Linked DNA regions of Homo sapiens: region 1 is linked to region 2. Evidence: read pairs that join two places in POLR2A ChIA-PET (ENCODE). Cell type or tissue: GM12878. All regions are shown on one strand. Links, peaks and the distances in the headings refer to the core of each region. The heading gives the core; the rest is flanking DNA.

What was found. Peaks named below come from ENCODE experiments on the same cell type or tissue, not always from the same donor. Only the 100,000 strongest peaks of a DNase experiment are listed, where the experiment ranks them.
Region 1: POLR2A ChIA-PET joins it to region 2 with 7 read pairs; 1 of 35 experiments calls an interaction of 5 or more read pairs at or near these places.

Annotation. Positions count from the first base shown.
Region 1 is chr6:149,368,850-149,376,849 of GRCh38, reverse strand. It overlaps TAB2 (TGF-beta activated kinase 1 (MAP3K7) binding protein 2), which reads right to left. Exons shown (of 7, transcript NM_001292034.3): 2 at 6,751-6,941. The coding sequence starts at 6,852. Among named protein-coding and RNA genes, the nearest start is that of SUMO4, 27 kb to the left of the region's middle. In GM12878, for the core only: no CTCF peak of the experiment used is centred there; no DNase peak of the experiment used is centred there; H3K4me3 peaks cover 319 bases; H3K27ac peaks cover 524 bases.
Region 2 is chr6:149,210,711-149,222,150 of GRCh38, reverse strand. It overlaps a transcript of TAB2 not described here. Among named protein-coding and RNA genes, the nearest start is that of TAB2-AS1, 41 kb to the left of the region's middle. RefSeq lists enhancers at 4,285-4,374, 8,940-9,059. In GM12878, for the core only: no CTCF peak of the experiment used is centred there; a DNase peak (open chromatin) is centred at 4,526.

The DNA.
Region 1 (8,000 bases), core at 1-8,000, 150 kb before region 2:
TAACTAACCAGTAGTCATAAATCATCCACGAAAATGTTTGCCAAACACATACTATATGCATAGCACTGTGAGCCTGTGGAAGAATCAAAGACATATAAAACCAAACTTTTCCCCTAGAAAGGGAGACAAACCACAGATTTCTGAAAAGGTAACATGAGTACATGCCAAATATTAAGTGGTAATGAAGTTCAATAGAGAATTAATATTGTAGGCTACCGAAGAAAGGACTGAGTTAATGAGGAAGGTATGGCCTGATGGTTTTCATAGAATATGTAGAACTTGAACAACAACAACGACAACAACAACAATTCTTGGTGAAGAGAATGGCACGAGTAAAGAAGAATATAAAGGTGAGAGTTAAGTAAAAGCATGTTCCAAACAAGATGGCTGGAACAGATCTGGCTGGAGCTAAATATTTGTATTGAAAATGTTGTTGAACAAATTGTTGCAAAAGCAGATTGGAATTAAATAACAAAGGAGTTTTGAAAAATAAGTCACGCTAGAGTTTGACTGTATTATAAGCAATGAGGAGAGCTACTGAAAGTGGATGAACAGAGAAGTAAAGACACAAAGGGTATTCAGGGAAGAGAAGTCTATTGATACTTAAGATGAATAAAAAGATGAAAAACCTTTGGCAAGATGAGCAGTTAGAAGACACAAAGTAACGAGAGTTTGATAATGGAAATAAATTTTAAAATAATATAAATTGTCAACACAATTTGGCCACAAGAGAGAAACAATTCAAATAAGCCTGGAAGATTAAGAACCTGACAGAAAGGAGAGTTTTAGACTTAAGAAAGATGAATAACCAAGTTAAAATGTCCACAGGCAGTTTGATATGAGATAAAAATCATATTAAGAAAGAAGTGGACTAAAAAGGCATCTTGATGCCTTGTTAAGGAAATGACAGTTCACATTGTTTCAACAGGTAATATAAAAGGATAGTGAGCAAGGTTTGACTTCCCCCTTCCTAAAACCAACAACTTAAACCTCTCATGGTAGAAAAATCCTTTTATCCTACTAATAACTCTTAATTGATACATACTAATTTTTCAAATAAAGTTGAAAAACTGATCACAATCTTTATCAACGATTCCTATTATAATTAGATCTTATCTTTTGCCAAACCTGATTGGCCCTTTTTGCTTTAAGTTAAATTTATTGCCATTCCAAGTAAATTCTTCTTCCTTCTAAGCCAAAGCTCAGAGAGTTTATCTTCCTCTCACCTCCTCTCTGTCATCATTCTCAATTTAAAATTTACATTCCCTACCAAATCCAATTCCACATTTCCTTTGTAAAAGCTTGATACTCATATTTAGCCTTCCTCTTTAATTCTCTTGAGCGCTCAAAAATTCCTTTAATCCTTTGTAATCTCTGTAATTATTCAATATGTTCATATCAAAAAGCAATATTCTAGCTCAGTTATGCCATAATTTATGTGCACTCAAATTATTTACACTCTACAGACATTACTTTCTTAATAGCAAAACATAAAAGAACTTACAGGGGTTTTATAAGGTTACATTAGGACAAAAGGAAATGTACTTTTTATTAAAATTTTTATTTTAGAAAATTTTAAACATATATAAAAGAGAGAGGAAATATGATAAACTCCCACATACTTATCACCCATCTTTGTTCGTTTGATGTATATGCCTCAGCTACTCCCCCTACCAAACTAGATGAAGTCTCAGACATTATCTCGTTTTGATTTGTAAATACTTCAATATGTACTGTAAGAGACAGGACTTAAAAACATAACCACAATGCCATGATCATACCTTAAAATAATCAATTCTTAGCATCACCTAATATTCAAATAGCACTAAATTAAAGCATAAAAATGTCTTTGTACAGTTAGTTTAAATCAGGATCTAAATAAGGCCTACATATTTCATTTGGCTGATAAGCCTTTTAGGTTTCTTCTAATAACCAGCCCCTCCCCTCTTTTAAAATTTTTTCTAGCCATTTGTTTGTTGAGAAAACTTGGTATTTGTGTAGTAGAATTTCCCCTATTCTGGACTGCACCCCGTGGTCAATCAATTTCCCCTGCATTTCATTGTAAACTAGTAGTTATATCTAGGGATGTGATGAAGTCCATGTTTGAATTTTTGGTGACCATCACAGACATCCACTGTCAAATCATACAAGGAGACACAGCAATGTTTGCCTGTCTTTTTGTGATTTTAAAACCAACTGGTAGATTCAGATGTTGTCAGCTTGATCCAACTGATGATTTTTAGCAGCTATTGATGATCACTGCTTAGAAACACTATTTCATTAGGGGTGCTAAACAGTAATACTGGAATGTCCCAATTATAAGATTTTGGCCAGGCGCAGTGGCTCACCCCTGTAATCCCAGCGTTTTGGGAGGCCAAGGCGGGATGATCGCTGGGCCCAGGAGTTTGACACCAGACTGGGCAACATAGTGAGACCCTGTCTCTAAAAAAAAATCTTGTTTTTAATTAGCCAGGTAGAGTAGGACACCTGCAGCCCCAGCTACTCAGAAGGCTGAAGTAGCAGGAGCACTTGAACCCAGGAGGTTGAGGCTGCAGTAAGCCATGATCATCCCACTGCTGCATTCCAGCCTGGGTGAGAGCGAGACCCAGTCTCCAAAAAACATAAAATGGATTTCATCTTCATTCTTAGCAGCAATTCTTCCTTGAATGCTTGCTCTCTTCAACTATTTGGTTACATTCTGCACAGAAGAGGCAGGATAAAAAAATTCTTTTCACTAGTTTTCAGAGTAACAAATTTGGTCCCTAGCAACCTCCAAAGGTGACTATGATTTATTTTTAGTATCATTATAAACTCATGTGTCTTTAATATTTTGATGTGTTTCAATCAGTTTTGGTCATTATGTCCCCTCTTCAAGTTACTGGGAACAGCTTCAAGTTGGCTCCTCGGTATACGACATGAATCCAGTAGTTTTTCAAAGCTTCTCTGCTTTCTGATATGACAAGATGTTCTAGCTTATCATGTACATCTACTCCAGACTTGCAATCAGCCATTTCTCAAAGCAGCCCTGGTTACTTTTAGTGAGAAAGGGTAGAAGACTCTCTTGAAGTGTATCAAAAGGGGTGGGATATGAGTTTTTAGAAGGTGGAAAATCACTGCTTTTTGGTATACAGCCACAAATCTGCATTCTCCTCAAAGCTATAAAAAGGTCTGAATCATTAATTCCAGTTCCTCTTTCATTTTTCCCCAAACTCCTGCACAGACACAGAAATTACAGATAGTATCAAAGCATATATACCCTATGGCATTCATTCACTCCTTTAACCAACATTTACTGAGCATTCATTAGCAAGGAGAAAGGAATATGATCGCTGATCGCAAGAATCTCAGTCTAGTGGAGGAGAATAATGTGAACACAAATGAAATGCAGTATGGTAGGTGTTATCATAGAAATATGGATAAGGACAATGGGTGAAGGTCATCTGAGAAGGTTCCACTAAGTACATGGCACTTAAATATTAAGTGTTGCATATACTGAATGAAAAATACTTAATGCAGTACTTTGAAAAGAAATACCAATTTTAAACTTACAGATTCAATCGTCATGTTAAGAGAATTTAAAAACGGTAAAAAATTAAGTTAAAAAACCAAAGTGAAAACTATGCAATATTTTCACATTCTTCTAAGTTTTCAGATTTAATTACCAAATATAAAAATCAACTTTAAAGATATAAATTACACCTGCTGGTTATAAGTTATCTTACAGAATTCACAGCAGAAGGAAAAGATATGAGTAGTTCCAAAAAGAGGGAACTGTGCAACAGATAAACTTAAGAGAAAAGAGGATAGACACTTTTGTTCTCTCCCTGACAAGCAAGATGTTTAAAAAGAACAGGTACACAGAATTGGTAGCATGGCATGATCCTTTACTAATTTTAAAAAGTTCTGAACCAGTATACTGCAGGAAGGATCTGTCAAAAGAACAGAAACCCACCCAACTGAGAAAGGAAGAGCAGCCCCAAAAGAGACGCTGTCATTTAGAGGTAGCTTAATTTGCCCGTTTAAAAATATTGCTCTAAATTTGGGAAAACTTGCACCCCAGCTGAAACCACAGAGGAAGGAGCTCTTCCTATTCCTTTCTTGTCAGATTTCTTGTTATATCAGCTAAAAAGTACATTACCTGGATACCCTAAATTATTATCAACTCACTTTTAAAAAGTGTGGTCTGTTTCAGGCAAGCAAAGTATTTCATTTTCATTAACACCAGGTGTTGGGAAGCATGCTAAGTAGAGGAGTTTGCTTTTGTAAAGCCAGATTAACATAGGGAAGGTGATATTACTAGATGCCCAAAGGAAACGGAAAACCATTCATTTTTTATTTTTGGGTTAAAGCTTAATTATTTTATTTTTAAATAGATAATTTATTAACACAGATTAAAACAATAAAAAAAAGATACCTGTTGAGAAGTCTGAGTCCTAACTCTGTCCCATCAGGCCTGTTCCCTCTGGCCTACCATGGATAAACATCTTTTATTAATTTTGTTTTTAATTCTTCCAGTATTTCTTTATGCAAACAGAGACAAATACATGGATGTGTAAATATTTATTTGTCTTGCTCTGTCTATATACTCTGCTCTGCATCTTGTTTTTCTTAACACATACCAGAGATTATACTGTAAGAGTACATTAGAGTGCTCTATTTTTTTTTTGAAAATATTTTAAAGTAATTCTACAAAAGGCTCTATGTTTTACTCCCAGTTACGGTATTTCAAAATCTCTATACCTGTACTATATGTAGGGAAATGCTCTGGACAGTTCTTTCAATACGAAGTCTACAGAAATTTATCAAAGAACTTACAGTATCTTTCTGTTAGTTTTTTAATAACCTACTGAACAGCATAGCTTTATTTTACCACAAAATTCTCTTTTACTTGAAAAGTTAGGGAGAAGTTACTTGGGTTCTAGGGGGGAGACTATTTTTCCCCACTATCTCCGCTCCTTTCCCACACTTTCTTTTAACTTCTGACTCCATCTTTATTACATGTTTTTATTCTCTCATTTTTTTTTCACATTTTATATTAACAAATGTAAACCACTGATTCATTTACCAAATATACCTTATGGGCTTTCTGCTGTTGTTATTCCTTTTAGTATTGGCTGCTAACATTTATTGAATACTCACTATGAATCAGTTACCCTACTGGTTGTTTTATCTACATTGTCAAATTTAACTCTCTGTGTAGTTTTTTTTATTCCCACTGTACAGTGGAGGAAATGAAAGTCAGAAAATGAGGGTCAGAGAAGTTAATTAAGTTACTGCTAGCAACTGTCAAAACTTGAACTCAGTTTGGTTTATCACCAAAAGATATGCTCTTAACCATTATACTATAAGAAAAGGCATTGCTGGTGGGAGAATTCCATGCAGCTCAGGATGACCAGAACATAGGGTATGAACAGGAAGGACTGGACAAAGATCAGGGTGTAGAAACAGCCAGGATTCCAGATCACAGACCTTGTATGCCCTAGTCAAGCTATATGAGCTTCATTCAGAAGGGCACAGGGAACAATCAACAGGTTTTAAGTGTGTGAACAGCTCTGCACTCTGGCAGAAGAGGATAGATTGGAGAGACCAAAACTGGGTTAGGTAAAGGCAGGTAGACCAATTAAAAGGTGATAATGGTGATAAGGGTGTGAACAAAATGTAGTCATTATTATAAATTACAGATTTGATAAAAATTTCATATAATTTCAAACTTTAAAAATCACTTCAAGAGTAAATATGCTTGACTGAGCCCCGGACACTTTTTTTTTTTTTTTTTTTTTTTTTGAGATAGGGTCTCTCTCTGTTTCCCAGGCTGGAGTGTAGTGGCGCGATCCCAGCTCACTGCAACCTCTGCCTCCTGGGTTCAAGCAATTCTCATGCTTCAGTCTTCTGAGTAGCTGGGACCACAGGTGTGGGCTGCCACACCTGGCTAATTTTGGTATTTTCAGTAGAGACAGGGTTTTGCCATGTTGGCCAGGCTGCTCTTGAACTCCTGGCCTTAAGCAATCCACCCGCCTCAACCTCCCAAAGTGCTGGGATTACAGGAGTGAGTCACAGCACATGGCCCCAAATACATTTCTGATACAAAGATTTCCAGTTTAATAAAATAGAAAGGCACAACTATCACTCAATATTTGGAATTGTAAATTTCCAAAACTGTGTATACTAAGAACAATGTACAAATTAGAGGGTGATACTAATTGGAAAACTTACAAATTAAATTTAAAAATATAAAAACAGACTTTTTTCCCCCATTTGGAATTGGGACCTTAGGCATTGTCTAGTCAAACTCTTTTATTTTACAGATTAAAAAAACCTAAAGCACAGAGGGCATATTCTTTATCAGATATGCTTGGGGTGCCCATTTAGGATTATAACCCAAGTTTCCTGACTCTTTAATCATTTTTCTCACTTTCATACTAAGATCTGAAATTAGCTCTCCTGGCAGAACAGGTGGGAGAAAAGTTAAGAAAGCTCATGTCTAGTAAGTACAGATATTATCAATGCTTTACATTCAGATCTCATTTAACTCTCACATCTACTCTACAAGTCAAGTATTATCCATACTACAGATGGGTACAGAAAGCTCCATCTTGCCAAAGGCCACATGACTATCAGACACCAAAGCTTATCTCTTTTCATCATAATACACTAACACCAACAAGAAGATAACCTAAAAGAGTTTTTCTTCCAATGTTTAAAAAAATACCAGGTTTGTATTAACAAATTCAGAAATCATTGAACACTGACCTGTAACATGCACCTGGATACAACAACTTCAGGTACTTCAGGGAATTTTTGTCGCAGGTCATGTAAAACCTGAAAATCAATTTGGTGGCTTCCTTGGGCCATTCGTATATTGCCTGATCAGGACTATTTGTACAGTAGGCAATTCTAGGCCTTAGTGGAAATAGTACTCATCTCTTCTGTCCAAGCATTTTCTGTGAAAGAAAGAAAAAAAATTTTAATGAGAACTGATTATAGAAGGAATATTGTTGTGGATTTAAAATTTCAGTACAAAAGAATATGTGCTTTAGCACTTAACATTATAAACTATAAAAATATTTAGACCTAAAATGCTTTCCATATAGTTATACTATCTTTTTAGTATAAACTCTGATGGTAAACTTTCATACTGTCTAACTCTTATGTATTTATATGCTCTATAATGGCTGAGCCAAAAAGCATTCAAGTAAGAAATTACTTTCAAGGTTGTCTTCCCAGATTCTTTTAAAAAGGGAGAAGAAATAGTATCACTGATTTTTTTCTTAATGATTATCCCAAGGTGAGTAATCTAAATTCTTAAAGTTTGGATACTGAAAAAATTTGGTACTACAAATGACTCCGTTTTGTCTAAAACTTAATGATTCAAAACCCAATGCATTCAATATTTTGCTTTATCTTTCAAATATACTTAATCCTTAAATGCACAATCAATTCATTCTTAGGAGCTTAGTAGCATTTTATTCCCTCTGCTTCTATTAAATCAGTATTTTTAAAATACTAATATTTCCCAAGGGGTTTGATTTAATTGGCTGAGGAGTGAGCAGCCTGGGCATATGGAGTTTTAAAAGATCCCAAGGTGATTCTAATGTGTGGTCGAAGTTGAAAACTACCCACCTTATTTTTATTCCTATTGTTTCTAAGGTAAACCATGTTTAATGTTGAAAAATCTTTTGGGGATATAAATAGGAGATAAGTACATTAACCTAAATAAAATATTAAGACATTTAAAATCATGCTATTTGAAAATACCTTTCATTAGGACAAATTTCATAAGAAGACAATCTCTTTAAAACTAATTTCTTATTTGTGGTATTTCTCTTTTTAACCTCGTTAACATAAGCCTAAAAATACAGGTCTATATATTCATGAATGTAGAAATTGGGTCTCTTTTATTATTGTATATCTAGCATTTTATAAACAGTCTTCAGCATAAGAGTAGATATTTAAAATAGTTTTGAGTAGATTTATAGAACTCCTCAGTGCTCAATAAAATA
Region 2 (11,440 bases), core at 1-8,000:
GAAGTGCTGATGTCCAAGGGAAGGAGAAAATGGCTGAATGGCTGTTCCGGGTTAGAGAGAGTGAATTCTCCCTTTCTCTACCTTTTTGTTCCATTCGGGCCGTCTACAGATTGGATAAGGATCACTCACATTGGTGAGGGCAATTTTTACTCAGTCTACTGACTCAAATCTTAGTCTCTTCCAGAAATATCCAGGCATCCTTTAGTCCAGTCAAGTCGACACATAAAATTAGCCATCACACATACATTTATGTGGTCAAGAACGGGTGAGTAACTTTGCCTAAGTCTGGTAGTGGGAATGGAAATCAGGGGTTGGAATGCTGGCATTTCCCAACATCAGACCTGGGCTCAGACAATCAGAAACTCACTTCTCCCCTCCTTCATTCCAGGACTGATTATCTAGCAGAGCATATTCTACTTAGGCTTCATAAACAAAGTCCTCCCTTTGCCCTTGCCCTTCTTCCTAGACTACACAGAAGGACTTTTACCTGGCGAGTTAAGAGCCACAATCAGAGAGTGCGTTAAGTGTTTCACTGTGAGAAGGACAGGGACAGAAAAAGCCTGGCTTTTGAGAGTTCTCTCTCAGTTGGCTGTAGCAGTGGCTCTCTGTGATGCCCCAAGCCCTTTAAGGGGAGCCATGAGGTCAAAACTATTTTTATGATAACACGGAGATGCTATTTGCCTTTTTTACTGGGTTGACTTTGCACTGATGATGCAGTAGCCATGGAGGCGGATGAAAATGGCTGTGTTTTAGGACAAGTCAAGGCAATGGCTGGCAGCAAGCTGTGGTAGCAGTCATTGTGCTCATTGTTACACTCTGGCTTGTAAAATATGCTAGTGTCACTTAAGAATGCCCTTAGGAAGCAGTAGAAATTAATTGTAGTAATCTTGACCCTTGGTTACAGGTCTTTTGAGTATTTTCACACAATACTCATACATAAAGCACCTCTGCTGCTTATATTAATATAAGTGCCATGGTGGGTGGGAGGAAGACTGCTGTGTGGTTGTTGAGTTGTGAGCTAAACGTGCTGCTTTGTTTGAGGAGCACCATTTTACTTGACAGAATGACTGACAGGCAAACTGTGGTCATTCACAGTTGGCTACATGGCAGCAGTTTTCTTGAAAATAACTAAGTGAAGTTGTCATCTCAAGGAAAATAACTGACATTATTTGTTGCCAATGATACAATTCAAGGTTTCAAGTGGAAATCAGATGTTTTAAAAACTTGAATCTTCAGCCAGGCATGGTGGTTCACGCTTGTAATCCCAGTGCTTTAAGAGGCCAAGGCGAGTGGATTGCTTGAACCCAGGAGTTTGAGACTGGCCTGGGCAACATAGCAAGACCCTGTCTCTACAAAAAATGCAAAAATTAGCCGGGCATGGTGGTGTGTGCTTATAGTCACAGCTACGCGGGAGGCCGAGGTGGGAGGATTGCTGGAGCCCGGGGATCAGAGTTATAGTGAACCAAGATTGCGCCACTGCACTCCAGCCTAGGCGACAGAGCAAGACTCTGTCACAAAAAGCAAATGAACAATCAAAAACCCAACTTGAATTTTCCACTGTGGGCCTGACAGCTTCCCAAAACTTCAGAACTTTTCTGATGCTATTTGTAGTGATATTAATAGATGTAATCTTTGGGGATATTATATAATACAATATGCCAACATTTGGAAGATCTGAATAGCTCAGTGAGCTTCCAAATGACCAACGCATGGTGTCCCGTAATCGTGTGTGTATTCATAGTGAAATATAGTCCAATGGAGTTTAAAGTAACAGAGCAGGAAAAGTTCATTGATAATGAATTTGATTCCATTTGCAATTAATCTTTTTAAAAAAACTACCACTTGTTGAGTTTTGAGTTTTTGAATGGCATTAAAGAAGGATATCCACAAGTATCTGAAAGGTTTATAAAAATATTCCTCCTTTTTCCAACTACATATCTGTATAGAGCTGAATTTTCTTTACATATTTCAACCAAGACAGCGTAACAGATTGAATACAAAAGAAGGTATGAGAACCCATACGCTGTCTTCTATTAAGTCAACCATTAGAGATTTATAAAAACATACACATCTTACTCATTTTTTTAAACATGGCTTAAGCTTCATGAAAATGTTATTTATGCAAACGTGATAAGGTTATTATTTTTAAAAAATAAATTAATCAATTGTTTAAAAATTTCCCAGTTTTAAATTCCAGAATGGTATATGTCAATGGATCTGACCCACATAAACAAAAGTTCTTTGGGGTTTTCGATAATTTTTAAGAGCGTAAAGAGGTCCTGACATTGAAAAAAATTGAGAATTGCTTGTCTACAGAGTACGGTAAGGGTCTCTTGGGACTTTCAGGTCTATCAGAAACACACTGGGAACTATCAAAAGTAATGAAAGAATCTGGCCAGTCAGGATATGGAGAATAATTTCTTTGAAACAAGAGTAAACTGTTTCTAGGATACCACATCAATGCATAAGGTGCAGCGGGTGAATCAGAGCCACTGATTAAAAATAAAGGCAACATAAAGTACTGGGTAACTTTGAAAACAAAACAGCACAGACTTCTCTGACTTTAGTTGGTCATAAGAAATTTTCTCCAGCTCTTCATTTTTAAAAAAGAGAAATAATTTAAAGAGCAGGTTTGAATGAACAATAACTCAGTTGGTATCTCAATAAGGCCACTTTACTAGCGGGCAATCTGGGCAAACTAGTCTCTTAAGTTTGACCTTAGTTTCCTTATCTGTAAAATGGGGTAATAACACATACAGTTGTTAGTTATAAAGTGTGACACTGTTTACTTATATACTTGTCCCAGTACACACACACACACACACACACACACACACACACACAAATGTTAAAATATGAAACACTTGGTAAGCAAAAGTTAACCCTGGAAGCGGATTTGGCACAACTATGGGAAATGGTGGCCTTGCCTCATTGAGAACAGAGATTTTCTAACTGTGAAGCTTCTGGGCTCTGCAGTGGTTTGAATTTTGGGAAGTGTTCTGTATGTCCTTTAACTATCTGGTTGTCACTGAACGCTCCCAGCCCAATCATCCCCAGAGACTATTGTAATTAGTAACTGAGTAAGTGACAATGAAAGAGGGTTTATAAAGAAAATATATGCCATCCAAACAGAAAGTTCACAAGTTTCCTGGACACAGCTCTTTCTTTTCTAAATCTGTTTTTTGCTGGCAGGATGCAAGCAGTCTCTTTCCTTTACAGTCACAGATTTCAATGGCATTTTAAAAAGTACTAGGTCTCCTTTCTTTACTCACAGTGTGCATTTCCCAGGCATTTCTACAGAAGTTCAAACAGACTTCAGACACAAGATCACAGAAGATCCTTTCTCCAGAAACAATGACTGTTTCCTGCCTTACCTGCATTCTCAGTTGGTTTGCTTTGGAGGAATAAACTTAGTCTCAAATCCTTCTTCATCCAGGCAGTCATATTGAAACTGGATCAGATGGTGTTTAGATCTTTACAGCCTGTGGCCCTGAAGGAGTTCACCTCACTGAGCATTAGTCTTCTCATCTGTAAGAATATAAGAGTGTCTTTCAACCCCTACCCTGACCCTGTCCCACTGGAGGGCTTGCTTCTAAGAGGACAGCTCCTTTTGGAAGCATGAGCCAGAGACCCAACTTGAACCAGTGTCAGTCCAAGACTTGGATTCTCTTTTCAGGCTTAATGCCACTCTTCTTTTGCTTGTTCTTTCATCTTCTTTTAAATCTTAATTCCAAATGAGTCTCTTTTTTGTCCCTGATTAAGCCTTTTAATAAATCTTTTTTTCCTTGAATGAGTATTAATCCTTTTCCCTGAATAAACATAAAACATGTGCAGTGTTCTTTTGGCCTTCTGCAAGAATACATTGTTCTGTGTGGCCAAGAACCAACCTATCCGAGTACAAAATTTACTGCAAAGAATTTTTAGGTAGTGTCAAACAAGAGCCATTGAGGGCTAACTAACAATAAGCTTTCTACTCTTCTTTAAAGATTTGTCTAGTATATTTTTTAAGACTAACAAATCATCACTGAGTGCAGAAAGCCCAAAATTGCTCAAATAAGATGCATACCAGGTTAGTATGCAGTTCTGCAGCTCAGGGACCTAGGCTCCTCTTGTCTCGTAGTTCTGCTATGAATGGCCTCCATTCTCATGGTTGTTGTCATATTCTGAGACTGTTGCTCCAGCTTCAGCTTTTGCCTCCATACTTAACATTTCAGACTCCAGAAAGGAGGAAAAGGAAGTCCTATAAGAATTTTATTTTCCCCCAAGAAAAAATGCATAAAGTAGTTAAAATTACATCCCATTGGCCAGGACTCAGTCACATGGCTGTATCTAGTAGCAAGGGAGTCTGGGAAATGCAGTCTTTATTCCAGGCATCATGTGCAGGCTAAAAAGGGGAGAGGATTCTATTACTATACAGGAAGAGAAAACTGGGTATTGGGAGGCAACTAACAGCCTCTGTCACCAGTGGTTTTTATGCTGGTCTCACCATCTGGCCAGGAAGGAGAGATACAACAGGCTAAACCCAGAGTTGCCAAACTTTTTCTGTAAAGGGCCAGCTAGTTAATATTTTAGGCTTTGTGGCCATGCTGTCTCTGTTTCAATCACTCAACTCTGCTATTGTAGTGAAAACATGCATTGACAATATGTAAATGAATGTGTGTGGTAGGATTTGACACTTGGGCCTTAATTTGCTTACTCCTGAGCTAAACAGTAATACTAATACTAAAATTAAGACATATTCTTTACTTACTGTGAATGTGCGAGGCACTGTGCTGAGCTGAGCACCTCACAGACATTTTCTTAATTTCCTACAAAAACTCTGTGATGTAGGTAACATCATCATGATCATCACCAGTTTTATCTATGAGGAAACGGAGGCATGGAGAAATGAAATGATTTGCCGAAGGTCAATAGTTTGTAAGTGGCAGATGGGTTTTAAGTGGAGACATCAACTCTGGGACCCATTCCTACCTTTCTCTCTGAGAAAGTCTGGGCAAGGGGGCAACCAGAGGTTCATGACCAGGGATTTGCTCCAAGGCAGTGAATTTAGGAGGCACAAAAGACTTAAATAATGACTTTAAAAGTTTAGTACCTAGTTAGCAAAAATAGTTGGTTGAAGCTGTTAGACAGAGCGTTGGTAAGAAACCTCGCTGTGGGCCGCATCAAGAACTACTTTGTTGATTTAAGGGCTTAAGTGATCTTCTGAGAACCTTAATGTCTCCAAATCAAGGTAACTGGCTGTGTGTCGGTATTGGTGGGGCTTTTAGGGTGAGGGCCCCACTGCAGGTAGCTGTGACTAGGTCGGGGCTGCTGTGTACTAGCATGTGACTATGAAGAGAGCAGGAAGTGACATGTGTAGCTCCATAGGGCTGCTCAGGTCACGGTCTGAATTTCCATATGAGGTGGTCTAGTGGCCGGAGAAGGCAGAAGGAGACAGAATTCCAGGAACTGGGGAAAGCCTGGATGAATGAGAGAGGTGAGAGCCCCAGGGAGCTTTCTTTTCTTTTGTTTTTTAAGACAGGCTGGAATGCAGTGGCACGAACTCAGCTCACTGCAGCCTCAACCTCCCAAGCTCAAGCCATCCTCCCTTGTAGCAGGGACTACAGGCAAGTGCCACCACACCTGGCTGAGTGTTTTTCCTTTCTTTTTTTTTTTTTTTTTTTTTTTTTTTTGCAGAGATGGGGCTCTGCCTTGTTACCCAGGCTGGTCTCAAACTCCTGAGCTTAAGTGATTCACCTACCTCAGCCTCCCAAAGTGCTGGGAGAGCTTTATTTTCAAATAAAGGGCAAGACATTTGATTCGGAGGAGAGATAAAAGAGAAGGTGCCCCCAGATCTTGCTGCTAGAGTAATGCTTGAACCCAGCAGAAAACCCTCCTTCTCTGTAGGAAACTGGCAAGTCTATATTTTTAGCACCTAGCAACCTTGTATGACATACTAAGATTGCCCTCCAATGATGCTATCTCCAGGGAGGGCCGTTTAGCTAAGCAGAGCATGGGCCTCCTTGGCTGGAGCACTGACTTTGCCACCACAAGGCCTAAAGTTCCTTTCCAGCTCTTCATAATTTCTGGAAAGCCACCTGATTTCTCAAATCAGGGATAATTTATTATCAATAATCTGAACATTACATATGGTTTGCAGAGCAGCTGCATGTGTATTATTTCATTTGATTTTCATAACAACTCTGAAGAGAAGTGGTGAGCAAAATGAAATTAACACATATGGCTCTCAAATGCTAGGTGTGGCTGGTTTGATACTTTGCTGTGTACCATCTCATACAGTCCTTCAGCCATCCCGGGAGGTAGGCCATTATTATGTGCCTATTTTAAAGATGGAAAAGTAGACTCAGAGAACTTAAATAATCTGTCCAAGACCTGACGACTCACAGCTGGCATGTGATATTGCTTGACCTTGAACCCCATCTTCTGAAATCAGTTTCAGAGCCCCTCTCACTATTGTTCAGCCGTGGGTGCCCACAGAATGCACAAAAAGGAAGTAAACACTGGTGGATGTCAAGGACTTGGGCGGAAATCATCCTACCCAAATTCCAGAGCTACTGGTTCAAATAAAATTTAAAAACAACAACAGTCCCTGAAGAGAAGTAACCTGTGCAGGAAAACCGAGGGGCCTCTCAGTGGGTGCAGATCAGGCCTGGACATGTAGGGGCTCAGTACACCCTTCTTTAGTAATGGAGACCTGTGGCTGGGGACGGTGGCTCACACCTGTAATCCCAGCACTTTGGGAGGCTAAGGCGGGTGGATTGCTTGAGCTCAGGAGTTCGAGACCAGCCTGGGCAACATGGTGAAACCCCATCTCGGCCAAAAATACAAAAATTAGCCAGATGTGGTGGCATGTGCCTGTGGTCCCAGCTACCTGTGAGGCTAATGAGGAAGGAACGCTGGAGCCTGGGAAGTTGAGGCTGCAGTGAGCTGTGATCATGTAACTGCACTCCACCTGGGTGACAGAGCCAGACCCAGTCTCAAAAATAAATATATAAATAAATATATTTTTTAAGAAAAACAGTGAAGGCCTGTGTTCCTGATGGAACAGTGAACCTAACCAAGAAACAGTTGTTAATTTATTCATTCACCCATTCAACTGACATGTATTGAGAGTCACACTGTTCAGATGCAGGACACAAGAAGGCTGATGTCCAGTGACTACTTTGCAGTCAGGCCAGCTGAGGGTTTACAGATGGGCATCCCTTCTGATGGGTTGGAGTCTATGCCAGACCTGTTGTTAAATAATTTGGATACCACCACTAGATATAGTAATAAACAAGTTCCTGCCCTTGGGGCCTTATACTTTCATGAGGGGAGAGAGCTGATTTAAAGTCAGGCAGTGGTAAGAGCCATAATACCAATAGGACAGGGTGATGTGATGAAGGTGCATTAGGCATGGTAATCCTGAAAGGCTTTTCTGAAGAGGTGATATTTAAGCTGGCATCTAACATCAGGAGGGAGCCGGCCTCTGCAAGAAGGGCATCTCATGGAGAGGGAACAGCCACTGCGAGGGTCTGAGGTGGGAATAAGGCTGGTGTGTTTGAGACAGAAGGAAGTTCAGTGTGACTGGAGCACAGAGGGTGCGGGAAAGACAGGGGTACACAGGAGGAGTGGGGAGGGTGTGGCTGATTCACACAGGGCTCTGAAAGTGTTTGAAATTTCCTCTAAGTTTCAAGGAAACCATCGGAGGGTCTTAAACAAGGAGTGACATGATAGGATTTATGTTCCTAGATGATCACGTGGGTTGCAGTGTGGAGAATGGATTCTAAGGGGGCAAGACTGGATGCAGGGAGACTTGCTGGGAAGTTTTATAGTCATCTGGAGACTGTGACATGGACTGTGGAGACAGCCATGGTGATGGAGTGAAGTGGATTGCTTTGGGCTATATATTGGGTATGGAGTTGACAGCTGATTTGGACATATTGGAAAGGGAGAGGAATTGTGTTTGCCTCCGAGTTTTCGGGCCTGAGCAGTGAAGATGGAGAAGAGCAGGAAAGAGCAGGTTTTTCTGTGTCAGATAAGTTAAGTTTGAGATGCCTGTTAGATGAGTAAGTCAATGTGCTTTTATGTGCAAGACTTGTGGTATAAAAAGTAAACTACATAGATAACATGAAGAATCTCAGTCACATGATTGTAAAGGATTTCTTAAGGCTATTGCTGTGTAAGTGTGATAACATGTCAACACTCAGGGAAACTCTAAGGTGGTTATTAATTTTGGAGGCTATGATGTGCGCAGGAGAGTAGTAGAAGAGATACAGGAGAAGCTGGTGAGAGCCAGCTCATGAGAAGCCTCGTAAGGAGATGATGGGGGAACTACTGAAAAGATTTGAATGAAGAATGATGTGACCACATTGAGTGTTTTAAAAATCATTGTGAATGCAATATGCAGGAAAGATTGGAGGGACGTGAGGCTGGAGTCAGAGTGAACAAGGAAGATTTATTGCCATTGGTCCAGGTGATGGATGACAAAAGCTGGAACTCAGCTGATGACCACACAGAGGAAGCAGAGTGAGCAGATGCAAAAGATTTTCAAAAGACAGATGTGACTGTATTCGGGGATCTTTTGGCTGTGAGTGTGACAGTTTTCAGCGTGGGCGCCTGGGTAGATGCTGGGGCAATCAAATGAGATCCAGAGCATAGGTCCATGAGGACAGGGGTGGATCTTATTCTATTCTGTTTTTCTGGTGCCAACCCTTGTGCCCGTTTTCACTCTGAGGAGCTGATTGGCTTTAGCCTTTCCACTAAGTTCTTCCTCATTCAAGAAAGCCTTGTTCAATGAATTAGCCGAGAGCTAAATGGGATACCTGGGGCAACAGCAACATTTAAGAAGGCATTAAAGAGACTTGGTAGGTGTTAGGGGAACCAGAAACCTGGAGAACCAGGAACCAGCAGAATGGAAAGTGAAGAAATGGTCAACAGCCGTACTGAATGCCAAGGGAAGGTCAAATGAGACAGGGATTTACAAGTGTTCTTCAGGTTAAGGCAGCAGCAGTGTTAACCAGAGCAGCTTCAGTGGTGCAGCGAAGGTGGAAGCCAGGCAGTGGTGGGTGGAGGAATGAACAGGACAGGAAGTGGAAAATACTTGGCTGAAAAACTTGTGGGCAGTGTGGACAGAGTTGGGAGTTTTCTCACTCGTTTCTCAGTTTTCTCTGTGAATTAGGAGGAAGCAGATAGTCTACTGAAGCTGAAGGAAGCCATGTGGAAGATTTAAAGTCAGCAGTCAGTTGAAAAAAAGAGTTTTAGAAAACTCAACTTTGAGAAGTAGAAAACTTTGATAGAGACTTGAGTTTGACCTTGAGTTAGCCAAAGTGCAGAGACATGAAGTCTTCTACTTGAGGTCATAGAATATGTCTCTGTCTGAACTCAGAATTAATCCTGGGGGGAAGAGGGTACACTTGAATGCCTCTGCTCTTGATTTTGAGCTTGGTACCTTTGGACTTCGGTTTCATTTAGTATTCCAGGTCAGGTCAGTTTGTTGTTTTCCGTTTATAGGGTTGATTCACTTTAGCACTTCCAGTAAACACAGAATAGCTTGCATTTGGACTTCTATCCACTGCTGACACCAGTAGAGGCTGGGAGGCTGTTAGGCATTCTAAGTGCGGCCCTTCAGAAAGAGACGTTACACTCTTGTTTCTTCTGATAGATGTTGGTAGCTGTCCAGAGAAAAGTTAAAGTTCCCATTGCTTTTTCCAGAAAGAGTAATGGGGAGCCCTTGTGTTCCAGCCAACAATCCCTCTTCTCAATAAAACAAATAGGTTCTAATGCTGGCAGCGTTCGAAGCTGTTGCTGAGAACATAAAGGCTGCTCTGTCTCACTCCGTGGTAAATATACAGCAAACATTTAACTCATTACTAGATAAATCACACTGAGATGACTCAGAAGAAGATGTGTCTGGTACCGGCTTTTAATTTTTTTTTAACCTTGATGAATATATTTCTCCTTTCTTGACTAATTCATTCGCCAATACTTAACTAAATGTATTTAACAACAGCAATTTAAACAAGGCAACTAATGAGAGAGATGAATTGTTTAAGGAAAATATGTGGCAGAGATTCTTCATGCTCACCCAGTGGTCAGGTGTCCCTCTCCCTTTCCAAGCCTTCATGGGCCAGGTGGGTCTTGGACAATTCTGGCCAATGGGAAAATGGACAGGAGTGAGATGAACATTTCTAGGTAGGCCTGGCACTGAAAATCTTCCTGTGGATCCTCTAGCTCTCTTTTCCCTTCTATGATGATCATGGAGACCATGTGCTGTAGTTGGAATATATTTAAGATGGAGGAGGGCCGCCCAATTTGTATCAGGCACTATGTGATCAAGAAGTAAGTCTTTATTGCATTAAGCCATTGAGATTTCTTTTTTTTAGAAAACTGTTACTGACAAAGCCTATCCCAACCCAATTAATACATAAATCAAATGATATCACCTTATCAGGGAAGACAAGGTCCTTTATAAGTCCCCAGAGATAGCAGACGCCAGAAGGAAATAGAAGAGTTATCTATCTCAGAGCTGTCTAGACAAAGGTCTGCTTTGACTTAACAGCAGAGTCTATACATCTGTAGAAATTTCCAGAGGTCTTTGCATTTAGTTGTTATTGTGGACTATAGTATATTTCTTTGAGGCTTTCAACCATCAGCTAGCAGTCAAAAGAATGACCATTTATGGTCATTTACTCATGTGCTGGCATTTCCCAAGGCCACATTCGCCTATGAGTAAACAGTGGTTGTGATCACAATAGCCTCCCACGGTTCCCTATCTCTTTTTGCTGCCCAGTGGTACAGGTCCTGTTATGGGGCATCTCTATAGGATGCCTCCCATGCAATACTGAACAAGTCTGATCATCTACAGCTCTCAAATGTCATGCTCATTTGTTCTCTTCTTTTGTGGCAGGCCCCTCCATGGGGTACTAGGTTTCTGCCAGGTATTCCTTCCTGCTCACCCTGTACATGCCTATTGCTGAGTCTGTCTGAGGCCATCAGGGACCACCTGTAGTTCGGCGTTACTTCCGTTTTTGCTGGGCACAACCGGTAGATAAACTTAGTGAGAACACAGTGCTGTACTCAGACTTACTTCCTCCTACAATGACTAAGTCAAGTCATCTGTCTCTCATTTTCTTCACTTTTAGAATACATTTTATCCAAGAGACTTTTGTCAGGTCCACCTCACCAGTTTTCCAGATACATGCCAGACACGTTGAATCTAGCCCTATTTATGAGGCAAACAGTGAGCCCTGTGACACCTGTAATTATCATTCTCTTAAACATTTTGTTAATGTTGATGTTAGAAGTTTACTAAGCTTCCTAGGAGATTCTTAACCATTTTTCTTCACTCTTTGACTCTCTTTGGCCTAGGCCCTTCCCATTTTGTCTGCATGACTCCAGGAGGGACAGTGCAATTTGGAGATTAGGAAACAGATGACTAGGGACTCTGGGTCCCCTCACT